2 separate regions of the Homo sapiens genome follow, and region 1 is linked to region 2. Evidence: read pairs that join two places in POLR2A ChIA-PET (ENCODE). Cell type or tissue: Panc1. All regions are shown on one strand.

The links. ChIA-PET counts read pairs that join two places held together with the same protein. Peaks named below come from ENCODE experiments on the same cell type or tissue, not always from the same donor. Only the 100,000 strongest peaks of a DNase experiment are listed, where the experiment ranks them.
Region 1: POLR2A ChIA-PET joins it to region 2 with 6 read pairs; 3 of 35 experiments call an interaction of 5 or more read pairs at or near these places.

The regions. Positions count from the first base shown.
Region 1 is chr5:39,602,847-39,610,846 of GRCh38, reverse strand. No RefSeq gene overlaps it. Among named protein-coding and RNA genes, the nearest start is that of LINC02104, 86 kb to the right of the region's middle. RefSeq lists a silencer at 2,185-2,366. In Panc1, no CTCF peak of the experiment used is centred here; DNase peaks (open chromatin) are centred at 3,830, 4,616 and 5,276; H3K27ac peaks cover 704 bases.
Region 2 is chr5:40,134,355-40,142,354 of GRCh38, reverse strand. No RefSeq gene overlaps it. Among named protein-coding and RNA genes, the nearest start is that of LINC00603, 86 kb to the right of the region's middle. In Panc1, no CTCF peak of the experiment used is centred here; no DNase peak of the experiment used is centred here.

The DNA.
Region 1 (8,000 bases), 530 kb after region 2:
GGGAGGGAGGGAAGGAAGGAGGGAAGGAAGGGAGGGAAGGGAAGGGAAGGGGAAGGCAGGGAAGGCAGGGAGGGAAGGAAGGGAGGGAAAGGAAGGGAAGGGAAGGGGAAAGCAGGGAAGGCAGGGAGGGAAGGAAGGGAGGGAAAGGAAGGGAAGGGAAGAGGAAGGCAGGGAAGGCAGGGAGGGAAGGAAGGGAGGGAAAGGAAGGGAAGGGAAGGGGAAGGCAGGGAGGGAAGGAAGGGAGGGAAAGGAAGGGAAGGGAAGGGGAAGGCAGGGAAGGCAGGGAGGGAAGGAAGGAAGGAAAGAAGGAAGGAAGGACAGACAGAGTGAGGGGACATCTTTCATGTGGAGCATTTTTTTATAAAAAAGAATAAAAGCTACTTTGGGAGGCCGAGGCGGGCGGATCACAAGATCAGGAGATCGAGACCATCCTGGCTAACACGGTGAAACCCCGTCTCTACTAAAAATACAAAAAAATTAGCCTGGCGTGGTGGCGGCCTCTTGTAGTCCTAGCTACTCCGGAGGCTGAGGCAGGAGAATGGAGAATGGCATGAACTTGGGAGGTGAAGCTTGCAGTGAGCCAAGATTGCGCCACTGCACTCCAGCCTGGACGACAGAGCGAGACTCCGTCTCAAAAAAAAAAAAAAAAAAAAAAAAAAAAAAAAGGAATAAAAGCTTTTAAATTCCCTTGAGGTTAGATAACTATCATCAGCAATAAGTATTGATCAGAATATATCCAAATTTGCTTTTGTAACTTATAAATTCTTCACAAGTTGACCCAAAACTTATTTCCTTCTCTGCTCCAGCAGCAAAGAACTACCCACCATTCCTCAAACGGTTTTTCCTGTCTAGGAGCTTTGCACATATCGCTCCCTCTGCCAAGCACGCCTACGATTGCATTTCTCTCTACTGTATAGACTATTCCCATTCTACACAGTGCAAGCCAAAAGTGCCCTCCTCTGTGAGACCTTTCTCAATTTAGTTGTTCTCCAATGTCCCGAGCATGTCCATATTCCTTAAGTCCTGCCTCTACCTCAAGAACTGTCATAATTCCAAGTCTCTCCAATGTCCGTGTGGTTGGTTGTATCATCCAACAAGCTAGTTTTATGCTTCTTTGACTTCCTAAACTCCAATCATATTCACATTTATTTTATATCATCCACCCTCATCCAGGGCAGCAACATTACTTGCTTCACCTCTGAAATCTTATATTCTAATATCTTCTTTCTGACTCTACTTCCTCCTCTCTCAATCCCAATGTAACAACATTTTAATCTCATTAAATGTTGACCTTCTGTGTTTGATTATTCTGTTAACACCATCCTGGCTATTGTCACATCCCATCCTTGCCAAGTGTCAACCCCATGGTGCAAATCTATAGGTATCTGAAGGTGCAAATCTGAAGGTATAGGCAAAAACATTTGCCTAAACCTTCAAATGCTTTTATTTAGACACGTTCACCCTACAAATTTTCAGCCAGTAATTCTGTAATTTGCCTCATTTTGTTGTAATATAATGTTGTGAGGATTTTAGGAGAAAAACCATAATTTTTTTTAACTTAGGATACTCTTACCTGCAAGCAATGAAAAATACAAGTGAAAAGCTTTGAATAAGAATGTTTACTATCTCTTATAACAAGAAGTCCAAAGGAATAGTGCTTCTAGGGTTGGTTAATCAATTGTTATCTTGGCTTGATTTGGGCTCATGCCTTCAATATTGCAAAGTGACTGCTACTGTTCTATGTATCACAAGCAGTTATGACAATATTCAGACAAAAAGACAGGAGTTTGCTCCTATTCATCTGTTTGAATAAGGTGAAAATCTCTTCCAAAATTCCTACAGGGCATTTCCCCTAGGGTTTCAGTGGCCAGGTTTGGATCATAAGCTCTTGATACAAATGCAAAGGAGGCTGAGAAAGCAAGGATCTAACATTTTTGTAGGATTTCGGCTTTGTCATTGATATAATTAATATTGATGCTTATAAATGTATAGTCTCCATCTAAACTGGCCCTTCAATGCTGCCTGACAGTAGTTCTGCTTGGCCCAGTGCTTCTAAAACTTTAATGAACATGCAAATCACCTGTGGATATTTAAAAATGCAGATTGGTAATCCCAGCACTTTGGGAGGCTGAGGCGGGCAGATCACGAGTTCAGGAGATCGAGCCCATCCTGGCTAACATGGTGAAACCCTGTCTCTACTAAAAAAATTAGCCGGGCATGGTGGTGGGTGCCTGTAGTCCCAGCTACTTGGGAGGCTGAAGCAGGAGAATGGCGTGAACCCGGGAGGCGGTGCTTGCAGTGAGCTGAGATCACACCACTGCACTCCAGCCTGGGCGACGGAGTGAGACTCCATCTCAAAAAAAAAAAAAAAATTAATAAATAAATGCAGATTGGATTCAGAAGGTCTGGGAGGGGGCCTGAGATCTGCATTTCTATCAAGCTACTACAAAGGGATGCCAAATTTACTTGACTGATAACCACACTTTCAGTTACAAGACTCTTTCCACTTCTACTTCAAATATTCTTCTTCACGCTCTACTAGCCTAGCATCATCCCCATTACTCTTAGGAAATGACCTCATTCCTTATTTCACAAAAAATTACAAAACAAAACAAAACAAAAAAACCTCATAAGACAGAGAACTCTCGATTTAAGAGGTAACACTTTATGAGCACCAAGAGAATTGGCCTTGTCATTAAACAGTTGAAGCTTCCAACTCCGGATATACCACTTACTCTCCTGCGATATTTCGCAATATCTTAACCTTTCTGAGTCCCAGTTTCTTAAGTTATAAAATGAAAATAGTAATGCCAAAATCTTGGTATTTTTGAGGATTAAGTGAGATCATGTAAATGTGTTCCATTTAAGTGTTTTTTTGTTTTTTGTTTTTGAGACAGAGTTTTGCTCTTGTTGCCCAGTCTGGCAATGGAGCAATCTCGGCTCGCTACATTCTCTGCCTCCTGGGTTCAAGCAATTCTTCTGCCTCAGCCTCCCGAGTAGCTGGGATTACCGGCATGCGCCACCACACCTGGCTAATTTTGTATTTTTAGTAGAGACAAGGTTTCTCCATGTTGGTCAGGCTGGTCTCGACCTCCCAACCTCAGGTGATCCTCCTGCCTCGGCCTCCCAAAGTGCTGGGATTACAGGTGTGAGCCATTTAAGTTTTTTAAGAATAAACAACAAAAACAACTAACACAAAAAAAGAACTGGAAGGATATTAAGTGATACATTATTTGACATCTGTTTTGACTGTAAAGGAAAACCTAAAATAAATTTTTCTCAAGCAAGTTAGTAACTCATTACTCTCTCACATTCAAGGGTTTGGAGACATCCTGTCAAGACTATCATGGCACTCCACAGTGCCAGGAACTCAGGCCAGGATTATTCTACCTACTAAGGATATATAATATGTTTCAAGCAGACTTGGAGATGGACTCAGTATTCTACTGGGCTTACTGTGAAATAGAATTAGATCTAACCTACATCTATCAGCTCACTTCACAAGGCTCCACTTTTCCTGATTGGCTGTGTTGTTCTAGGTCTCAGGAACCAGAATTGATTAAGAGTCTGTGACCAATTCAACCCAAAGGTAGGTTCCTTTTCCCAGTGCGTGTTTACTCTGATAAATGGATGCATTAGAGAATAGTACAAAGAAAATTTACAGAAAGTACTTATGAAGTGAATGATCCATCCTGCTCAACTTCTTTCTAATTGAAGGGATGCTAGGTCTGGATTTTGGGTGAAAGATTTTGACTTCATATCATGATAGCTCATGTCAGGTCTCTGGAGGTCAGATTGGAGTCCTTTCAGTTATACTGAAATCAAGTTTAACACTGGTGGTTTACGTATATATTTCAGTCCTATGTTCAGATTTCTCTCATTACTACTATATGCATTCTGTCTGCTTTGATAAGCATAGCCCATCCACTGTCTGGGGTTTGGAACTGAATTTGTGTCTGCAGCTTGGGATTATTTCCTCCCATTAAAATATGAATACCAACTTCAATAGCATTCTCTACGAGTACCCATAGACAAGAGAAAACAGCCAATAAAATGGTTTGAAAAGCTGAGAAACATTCCACTGACGTATATTATAACATATATATCCATATTAATAGAGGGAACTATCTATGAGACAAATGTATCAATCCACAACCAATTGAAAAATACAATAGTCCTTTACAATAGCTCATTTGAAGAGCATTACTCCTGTATTTATTCATCCCCCAAGGCTCCACAAACTCCAGGTTATAAAACTTTAAGAAGAAAATCAGACATTGGCAAACGTGATTAAATACATTTGTTTCTTTACTTGAAATATAGTGTTTTCTCACCATTTGTGTACTTAACATTTCGTGTTTCAGCTATTCATAAGCAACCCAGAAAGTCCATGGCATGCAGTGCTTTGTCATTTTGCTGAGGTAACCATTTGAATTTTGCTTTGGTGTGCCAAAATGAGTCACTGCCTGATACATAAACCTTTTGTGACCACCCAACATTCATTACAGTGTGACTCTGTTACATTTGACTCCTTGTCACCTACATAAACTGAAAATTTTGCATTAACATTATATTAAACAGTATCTGAACTTATCAGGAGCTTCTTTCAAATGCCTCTTAAAGTAAACATGAATTAAAAAATTATCACAGTCAACATTAAGTAAACAGTCAGGATGGAAGGAGATATTTAAATAATGTCAGATTTATGACATAGCAGGCAAAGCAAACAAAAACATACACTCCAGAGAATGAGAAGACAAGTCAGAGGCTGAAAGAAAATATTTGCAAAAGACATGTCTGATACAGGACTGTTTTCCAAAGTATATAATGAACTCTTAAAGCTCAACAATAAGAAAATGAACAACCCAATTATGAAATGGGCAGAAGCTGTGAACAGATACTTCACCAAAAAAAGATTCATGAATGGCCCAAAAACGCATATTAAAAGATGCTCATCATCATATGCCATTAGGGAATTAAATCAAAACTAAGTGAGATATCACTACACACTTATTAGAATGGTGAAAATCCAGAACACTGAAAACACCGAATGCTGATGAGGATGTGGAGCAACAGAAAGTATCATCTGTTGCTGGTGTGAATGCAAAATGACACAGCCATTTTGCAATATAGTTTGGCAGTTTCTTACAAAGCTAAGCATACTCTTACCATATAATTCAGCAGTTGTGCTCCTTGGCATTTACCCAAATCAGTTGAAAACATGTCTACACAAAAACCTACACACCGATATGTATAACAATTTTATTCATAATTGCCAAAACTCAGAAGCAACCAATGCTCTCTTCCTCAGGTGCTATGGTTTAAATGTGTCACCCAAAGTTCTTACGTTGAAAACTTAATCCAAAATGCAACAATATTGGGGGCTGGAGCCCAATAAGAGGCAATTATGACTCCTTCATAATGTTGTAATCACGGAGTGGGTTAGTTATCGCGAGAGTGTGCTTGTTCTTGCTCTTATGCTTTCTTGCCCTTCTGCCTTCTGCCCTGGGATGACTCAGCAAGAAGGCCGTCATCAGATGTGGTCCATCTACCTTGGACTTTCCAGCCTCCAGAACTACAAGAAATATAGATCTCTTTTTTTTTATAAACTGGCCAGTCTGCAGTTTTCCATTATGACAACACAAAACAGACTAAAACCATAGATGAATGAATAAATATACTTTACACATTTATTCATGTAAATATGAATAAATATTTATTTATTTATCCAATGTTCTGGATGTACATCAATCCTATAAAAGAAATGAGCTATCAAGCCATGAAAAGACATGGAGGAACCTCAAATGCATATTACTGAGTGAACAAAATCCACTCTGAAAAAGCTACATACTGTATGATTCCAACTATACGACATTCTGGAAAAAAACAAAACCATGGAGGTGGGAAAAAAGATCTGTGGTTGCTAAAGATTAGGAGAAGGAAGGCATAAATCAACAGGGTGCAAGGATTTTTAGGGCAGTGAAGCTCTTCTGTGTGGTACTACAATGGTGGATGCCTGTTATTATATGTTTGTCAAAACCCATAGCATGTGCAATAGCAAGAGGGAACTCTCATGTAAACACTAGGCTTTGAGTGATAATGATGTGAGAGTGTACAGTCACAGAGTAAGACAAATCTACCACTCTGGTGCAGGGTGTTGATATTCCGCGAGGCTGCGTATGGGGTGGGGTGAAGGACAGAGTGTATATGAGAACTCTCTGTACTTCCTGCTCAGTTTTCCTGTGAATCTAAAACAGCTGTAAAAATAAAGCCCACTTATAAAGACAGACGTGGAGAATTTATTCAAATTAATTTACAAGCACATTAAGAAATAGTTCCACAGTTTAGACTAGCAGTTACAAAGAAATCTTTAAATGGAAACTCCTTTATTTAGGGTGTGGCCATAGGAACAAATGCATTATTTTTTTAAAATAAAAAAGTATACTTTATGTAACCAGTTAATTGGCAACCCACTCTCTAGAAATGGGCCTGACAAGCTCAACGTGGAGGATGTATCAAGTAATGTGTTCCGTTGGCAAAATTATAGGTTCATTTACCAAAGGTTAACAACTATATTACAATGCCAAAAGTTTTGTTTCAATTAAAATAGTTGAATATTATTAATTCCATAAGTTGTCCACAAGTAAAAATGATGTTTAACTGCCAGTGTTGCCTTTACTGAAAGGAAGATAACTCTCAAAGATAATTCTCAAATTTTGGTGCCTGACACTGGTTAAAATTGGCACGAAGATTTTGACATAAATATTTTTTACCTTTTCTGGCTTGTTTCTAATCCTGATTTGTCATTTTTCTTAGTGGCTTATCATTTAATATTTGTCAGAGTTCAGTGGGTGTTATTTCTCTGTCTCTTTCTTATTGTTAATTCTTACATTCCACATATAACTTCAAATAGCTCATTCTCATAAAATAATTTTCTGATGTAAATATTCTGGCAGAGAATAAATTAGTATATGGGAATTCGGTAGTCATTTTTCTACAACAACCAACTTATAGTCTTCCATTTTATTACCTCTTTTATCCAAATTTAAATAAATTTTGCTGAACAAAACATTTAGAATTAGATTCAATAAATCAAATCATTATAATATTTTGTCATTGTTGACTTTAGAAGAGTCCAGGGCATGGAGAAAAAGCAAGGAACTTTGTGTGATAAAAGTAACAAACTTGAAACTTCTTAAATATTAAATAATTTATATTTATATTTTTAATAATTTGGGCAATTATTTGGGAAAATTAAGTCAGATTTTTTACCTCATGCTATTAAAAAAGGTGACGTAAGTATTTGTATGTGTGACTGGATGAATAATATCTCTAAATATACCCAGGTTCTAATCTTTGGAACCTGAGAATGTTACTGTATATTGCAAAAGGGACTTCACAAGGTGATTAAGTTAAAGAGTTTGAGATGGGGAGATTATCCTGGAATACCTAGGGATGTCCTATATGCAATCACAAGTGTTCTTATAAGAGGGACGCAGAGGAAGATTTGACTACAGAAGAGATGGAGCTGTGACAATGGAAGGAAAAGACCAGAGTGTTGTGAGGAAAGGATCACAGGCTAAGGAAGCACGCAGCCTCCAGGAGCTGGAAAAGGCATGGAAACAACTTCTCCCCTGAACCTCCAGAAGGAACCAGCCTTGCCTACCTGCCCACACCTTCAGCCCAGTGAAACTGATTTCATGCCTCCTGCCTCCAGAATTGTGTTGTTTTAAACCACCCAGTTTGTGGTAATTTGTTTCAGCAGCCATAGGTAACTAAAACCATATGCAAAAAGAAAGATATGTAGTTTTTTCTGTGTGTGTATATTTATATATAATTGTATATGTATACATACACACACACCAAATACATATGGTATGCACATTGAAGCAGTTGAGAGACATAACTGATGTCTATGGCCCACTTCAAAATGCATAAAAGTGATTGATGTGATGGATAAAGGGATGGAAAGATGTACAGATACATTTAAAAAGTCAGTA
Region 2 (8,000 bases):
GAAGATGGAGCCCCAGGGAAGAAAGTTTTGTGGTAGAAAAAGAGAATATGTAGGCTAATCCCAGAATAGTTCAGAAAAAAATTACAAGTGGGAACTGAATTTAAAGAAGTAATAACAAAATTGTGTGTCCTGGTCTGAGTCTATTGGATTTATTTTCCATCTTATTTCTTATTCATTTCCCAAGCCTCATTCCCTTTGTGTAGCTTTTCCTTGAAGAACTTTTCTTTTGTGTGATGTGAATAAAAAAGTAGTATGTAAGGCACTTTCAGGGAAATTCCCACTTTGAAAGGAAATCTTTCAGAGACTGTTAAGATAAATGACTGCATCCATAATAATGGAATTCCCAGGTCAGCAGCAGGCAAATACAGAAATCATTTTCAGGCAAAATTATTGCAAGGCTCATCAATTTGTACCACATATTTCTAGGCTGCCCTTGATTTGAACTTACAGACTTAATATAAATGCTTTGATTAAATTCAATTTAAGTAAAACGAATAAATAAAATAGAGCCCAGAAACTCCAGCTGAAATTATTTTTTCTGATCTGTACAATTTAATTTAGTGTTCAACTTAGTGACTTTTTTTCTACATGGGTGTAAAACTTATTTACTCCAAACAATGTAAATATATTTTAAAATGCATCTTAGATTTCAAATAATCTTTTCTTTCTTCTCTCTACAAAGTATCATGTTAACTCCTCTCCTGGGCACCATCTAATGGGCCTTTCTTCCTTTGAGTTCTCGTAACCTGCCCTTGTCCTTTATCATGGAAATCTCATTGTGAGCAGCATTTCCTCGTTTCTAGAACCGGAAATAATTATAGCTAATCATCTTTATTTTAAAAATCTATTTATAATGCTGGCACCTAGGCTTAGAGAATAGTTAAGTCACAGAGCCATTGGGAGAAATTCTCTAGGTATTTCACAAACTTCCCTCTGTTGGTTTTCCTTACTGGCTACTCTTACTTCCCAAACTACATTTTAAGTAACTTTAGCTCTCCTTTCACTGATTTTTCAGGTGTCTTGGCCTTTCCCTTCCTCTTTTTGCCTTTTTCATTTTTAATATTATATTCTTGGATTTTATCCCCTGGGAAGTATCTACTTATCAAGGCAAATTCTGCAGGAGTAACACCTAATAACTTCAAACACCACTGAGACCAAAAAGTGTGAGAGAGTGATTTCCCAAAGACCTTCTGATTCTTTTTTTTAATCTAAAAAAGAACGTTCTCATAAACAAATTATTTATATACTTGGAATGTGTTTCTCTAGGTATCTTTTACTATGATTTTAGCTTTTAAGAGGCCCAGGCAATGGTTATCTACCCTAATCATTTATTTAATCCTTGTAAAACACTTTATGTTTTTGTCCATCTAGTGTTATTCCAGTAATGGGATCATATTAAAAAAATCTCACAGATCATCTTCAGCCCTGCCACGCCCCAACCTCAGACAGATCCTTTTTTTTTTCACCCTCTTATATCAGGTAACTGAATCACCATTAACTTGATCAAACCATGATTGAAATCTTGAGGAATATTGGTCTTCTTTATCTCCCTTGCTCATCCCATTCAATCCACTGCCAAGTTCAGCTGAGTGACTCGCCACATGGGTGCCTTTTTCTTATGTCTGTGCTCTTATTGACAGTCCCATTCTCATCACCACAATTTGGACTCTCACCTTCTCTTGCCAGAATACTGAAAACTCATCTCTCTGCCTTGTCCCCTTTCTCCTCCCTTTGAAATATCTTCTTTCATACTGCTGTCAGAGTTTCTGTCATGTTGCTATGAGCCTGTAATTCTCATATTGTATATCCTGAATTAAAAAAAAAAAACTTCTTAGTTTGATAATTAAAACACTGATTATTCAGAGCTTTCTGATGTCTTCTCATGGTATTGACCTACACAAATGGTAAAATCAAACAGCAGGTCTTCCCAAAACATGCACTGGTGCTCGTGCTCTTGTAGATACCCTTTCCATGACCACTTGCCCCTTACTTTATGGACTATTCCAAGTCACATTTTATTTATGATTTCCTTCTGGCTACCACTTTTACCACCTGTGCTCCCATTACTTCCTATGGGTGTAATAGCCTTCAGAGAGGATGTACATTATTGGTTCAGACAGACCTGAATTCAAACCCTAACCCTGCCTATGACTAATTTCAAAACTTTGAAAAAAATGTATATCTCTTTTTGGCCTTCTATTTTTTAAAAAAAATCTGTAAAATCGATACACAGTATTTTATTTTAATATAAACATTAAATACAATCATCTATATATAACACATATATACACCTAGAATATATTAGAAATTCTAAACACATTGCTCTTTTTGGTGACTCTTCTTTGATATTAATTAAACCCTTTTGCTTGTATTCTAGCCATTTGAAATCTCGGTTCATCCTCTACTCATCTGTACATTCATTGAAGTCATTACTTATTTTTGGATCCATAATGGATTTTGGATCCATCCATTACTTATTTTGGATAGCAACGTACCTAAATCAGGAGATTATGCACAGTACTGAACCTGATTTTTGAGGTTGAATTAGATCCCCCAGTGGATTTAACATTTGTGAATATATAACAACACATGGTCTGGCCACTTGTCATCTCCTAAGTCTGACAGGTTTCTGTTAACCACAACTAAAAGTGGTTACCTGAACTGATACTCTCTATAAGCATATATGATCAAATGTATAAAGAGAGACCAAGAACTCAAAAATATGGGAAAACAATTAGAGAACTGGAAAAAAAGATAAGCAAGCATGAAGTTGGACCATTGTCCCTGGACTTTGCCCTAACTCATACATTCAGGATGAGTCATGTTAGGAAAAATAATTTCAAAATTATTTAACTTAAGAATAAAAGTTTAAAATAAATTTTCAAATTTCAAAACAAAATTATTTACACAACAGAGACAATCAAGGTGGGGTAGTGATCAGAAGCTCCTCTGCTGCTATTAGAACTGCACTGACTCGAAGGCTCGAAAGAGAGAGAGAGCGAGAACAACACTTTAGATAAAAAAGAATTCAATAACACCATGAAACAAACATGTTCTAGAACATATTTAGTGGCAATAAGTATTCCATCTAAAACATTTGTGTTTCACATACTTTTGAAATGAGAGGTTGTAAAACTGCGTTACCTGAAAAAGAATTTTCTACAGTTATCTCCAGGTTTTTTTGGGGAAAACAGAAACCTCTATGAATTTTCTATGCTAGTCAAAGCTATGAAGGATATTTGGGACTTTTTTTTCTAAACTTTATGTGAAAATCCCAGAATAAACATTTACTATTAGGAGAGTCAAATCATTTATTTTCACATGAAAGAGATTAAGTAAAGCAGAATCTTTGATGGTCTGCTGTGAATTCTTCGCAGTGATTGAGAAATTTCTGAAAACCACTTCCAAATCAATTATAATATTAAGTAAACTTTGGCTTTAGGAGTAAGAGAGAGAAGGTCTGCGTCCATGTTGGGAAAGAATAGATATGCCCACAATAATTAGTCTATTACTTGTTTGAAAAGGGTGATTTCCTCGTCATTTCAAAGTATTAAGCAAATAAGGACATATTGAGTATGTAATTCATGGAAAAATAAGAAACTTCTTACAGTATGATTCCTAAAGGATTATGATGCATTATCATTTGGAGTTGGTATGAAGCTTATCTTTTTGGGGTTTCCAATTTTAATTTCCATTTGTGGAGCTTAGATTTTTTTTAATGTGCCTTATATTTGGCACATTAACTTAAGACAGGTTACCAAATACTGACCCTGAAATAGCCTTTCCAGTAAGTCTCATTTTTGTGGAAAAGGATCCTGATCAATAAAATAAAACACATATGCCTAGAAGTTGTAAAACTGCAGCTATGATTTGGAGTCTTAAAAGCTTCATGACATTGGTCTGGGCAATGATTTTTTGGCTATAATCCCAATGTACAGGTACCAAAAGCAAAAATATGTAAATGGGGTTGCATCAGACTAAAAAGCTTCTGTTCAGCAAAATGAATAATTAACAAAGTGGGAGATGTGATTTCTATATTCTGCTTCACACCCTTATAGAAAGTAGTCTTGGAATCATCGCATGCCTTTGTTTTCAAACTCCTTGTCAGTAATACCTCTATAGCTCTCTTTTTACTACTTCCTGAAGGAAAATGACCGTTTTTTCATCTTATGAATAACATTTCCCTTTTTATTTATAAGAACACAAAATACTTCTTAACCACTTTGTGCTTTATTTCTCTTCAGAATTTTTCTTATTGCATATTGCTGGATTCTGAAGTCTTATCACTAAATAACTTTTAGACATCAATTGATATGGAATAAAAGAAAGAACTGTGGCCATAGAAATGCTGCTTAGATCTCTTGGTTTCCATCTTTTGCCATCTTACGATAGTACTAATAACTTTGCTCTGTCCATCTCAGCAAGGACACAGTGAAAACCATAGGTGTGAAAAGGTGTTGAAAAACTGAACAACAATATAAACATTAAAGTATTTTTTCTTTAGATTCATGCATTTTAGCATTTGTAACTTGAACATGCTTCCTTCTCTTACAAAACTGTTTTTATCACGAAACATTATCCCTCTTCTCTTTTTGATTTGCATAAAATGTGCATCTTTGATCAATCTAATTTTTTATATTTACTTTCCTGTTGAAAGTGAATATAGCCAGATGCCGTGGCTTGTGTCTGTAATCACAGCACTTTGAGAGGCTGAAGTGAGAGGATTGCTTGAGCCCATGAGTTTGAGACCAGCCTGGGCAACATAGTGAAACCTCGTCTTTACTTTAAAAAAGAAAAAGAAAAAGAAATCTTAACAAGGTATGGTGTCATGTAGGAAAGGGAAGGGCAGGGAAGGGACAGAAAGGGAAGGGAAGGGGGGAGGAGAGGAGAGGAGAGGAGAGGAAAGGAAAGGAAAGGAAAGGAAAGGAAAGGGAGAAAGTGAATAGCAAGATAAAAATACATTCTATGCAAACATTAAAAAAAAACTAGAATGGGCTAAGGATCAAAATGGAAATTTTGCTACACATACTTTTAATTTTTTCTGTGAAGTTCAACCCATAATTCCTGGAATATAAATCTTTTTTTCTTTTTGTAGAATACAAATCTTGATTCAAGTTAAGAATTAGGGTGTAGGGTGTAGGTTAGGGTGGTAGGGGGAAATAGAGGAATCTCAAACTAGAGGGCCTTTAATGTGTCTGGGGGCTGAGCACTGGTAACCTTATACAGGATATTTCTTTAGCCTTGGCCTAGTTTTCCCACTTCAGCATGATGGATAATTCTTCATATTGGATAATTCTTATAGAGAGGAGCTGTCTTGTGCATTGGAGGATATCAAGATCTCTGTATTTTAACCTATTATTTGCCAGTGGCACTTCATTTTACCCCAAAGGAGACTCTCAAACATGTCTTCAGACATTGCCAAATGTCCTCTGCAGGGTGATAATCTTCTCCATTGGGAACCTTTGTGTTAGGGCAATTTTAATCTGCAATGAAAGGTTACACATACCTTTTGTTTCTCAGCTGGTTTTATGATTGAGAAACAATACAAGACAATTCAAGCGAATTGCTACTCATTTATTATTAAAGATAATTGATGATATGTACTTTTGGGAAGATGGTGTCCTAGTACAGCACTTTCGCTAATGTCTACTATATATAAATGAACCTCATGAAAACGTATTACACTATGACAAAAACTTGCATCCCCAAACCAACTATATTCTAACTTCTCACGAGCAGCTGTGAACTCAAACATGAGCAAAGGTAAACAATTTTGATAGACCTCTAGCTAGGATTCTCATCTTTTATATTCTGACTAACTCCTTTCTGAAGAATTTCCTTGACTCTTCTGGATTTTATTGTACTTTTTCTTACTGTAATTAACACCTGGGCCTTGGGCATTGATTAGATATTGCCTTATATGATTTGCTAATAGTACAATAAATGTGAGAGGTGCTTCCCAGTGGGATTACAAGCTCTCTGAGGGCAACATACTTCTCTTTTATCTTTCACAACATCCAGTACAGTGTCATCGTCATTAATACTGAGTATAATTGTTGGAGTCAAACAGATGTGGGCTCTACTCAGGGTTCTATCAACCCAAGGCTGGGTAAATTTGCACAATTCAGTTTCCCCAAGTAGAGTAGCCACATGTTTGAGTTCTATACCTAACTTCCATGCATTTGAAACAACTCTTTAATTAGAATTCAACTTCTTATCTAATTTTCCAACTTGCTTAGACAGAAAGAATACAGTGATGATGCTAACTTGGTTGTCAAGATCCATAACTGATACAAAATTTATTGTGAATTAATATTTAAGCACCCTAAATTTGTACATCCATATCTTGTGAGCCTATTTCATATAATACAGTGTTTAAAGTGGCATATTAAATGCTTATAGGTTTATTAATCTGAAAAATCAAGAGAATTGAATTAGCCTTTCTCTGAATGTGAAATTTCTCTGAATGTGAAATTTTCAGAGCTGCAATTCTGAAAATCCATTCCTTTGTATTTCAAAAGACATTTAATATTCAGTAAAATATGAAAATGATAATTTCAAATTGGTACCTAAACCTATTACATTAATAAATATAGTTTTGAGAAGAAACATTAGCAGAATTGCATATTGATAATGTAACTCCTTATTTGACTTATGATTTTCCTTGTTACTTTAATAACAGTCATGCCTTATTTTGGGGCCACCATGTAGCCAGACTTTGAGTTCAGTCAGTTTTTGTGGCCTCCTCAATGTCATGCAGAAGTAAAAGCTGTGCTGATATTTGCAGTGATAGCACAGCATGTCTTTATTAACATCATCAATAAAAACAATAATTCCCTCAGTACTTACTGTGTGTCAGCTTCTACCCTAAACTCTCATAAATCACTTCATCAAATTTTCAAAACAACTATATGAGGTAGATATTGTCTGACTGTGCAAATAAAAAAACGAAAACATAGGAATGTGAGAAAACTTGCAAAACATCACAGTTAATGCCAGCACCCTAGAGTTGGGTTCTTTCAGTTTACCCAGCCATATTTCATAACATCAACTCCTTAGACTTCTAGGTCATGGGAAAATGCACTGGCTGTAGCTTGTAGAAAGTAACACAGTTTAAAAATGACTTATTGGCCATTTCTGACCTTTGCCCAAGCTTGCTTTTATCAGAAATTTCTTATTTTCTTTCCCTATCTAATGAATACTTTCTTCACATTAGAAAAATAAATCTAAAATGATGTGACCTGAGGTGGCTTCCTGGCAAGGCCTTCCAAACTGCGCTCCAGTGTTCTCTAAAATCTCCATGGAAGTGATTCAGTAGCCACTGGGATTAAGGGGCAAGAAGAGGAAAGTCAGGGAATCGGGTTACTCCTGTCCAGTACCCTTAAATAGCTTCACTTCTCTCTGTTTCAAATAGTAAAACTATCTATCTATCTATCTATCATCTACCTATCTGTCATTTGGGGAGAAAATAGCTATTTTTTTAAAAAGTTTCAAAGCCACTTCTCTTATTGACCTCTGCTTTTAACAGAGAAAGCTGAGGCCTATGGAATTTAGGCAATTGGCCCCAAATCTCACAGTTTGTTGGACGTCTCCTAACTTCATATCCAACCAATTTTGTCACCCCATACTGTTGGTCTAAAGGAGTATAGTGTAAGTGTGTTGTATGTGGCCCACTAGACCCTAGGCTGTCACTCTGCAGGCCTTCTCTGGGGTGACTGCTGATTCACCTAACCTCCATCTCTGCTGGAACAGTAGAGGCCCCTGGAGCTTGCTCTTAGGCTCAGCTTCTGCTTGCATGGGCCTGACATATGTTCTTTGTTCATTTTCTTTCTTGTCCACCTTCACTGATCTTTTTGACTTTCAACAAATTAGAAAAAAATAGATACCCACCCAGAGAACTAAGTTCTCCACGGGACAGGTTATATATGATTCAGCACCAACATATTTCTTTTTTTGAAAAATTTACTTGATAATTGACAGCAAACTTCTTAATCAGGAAA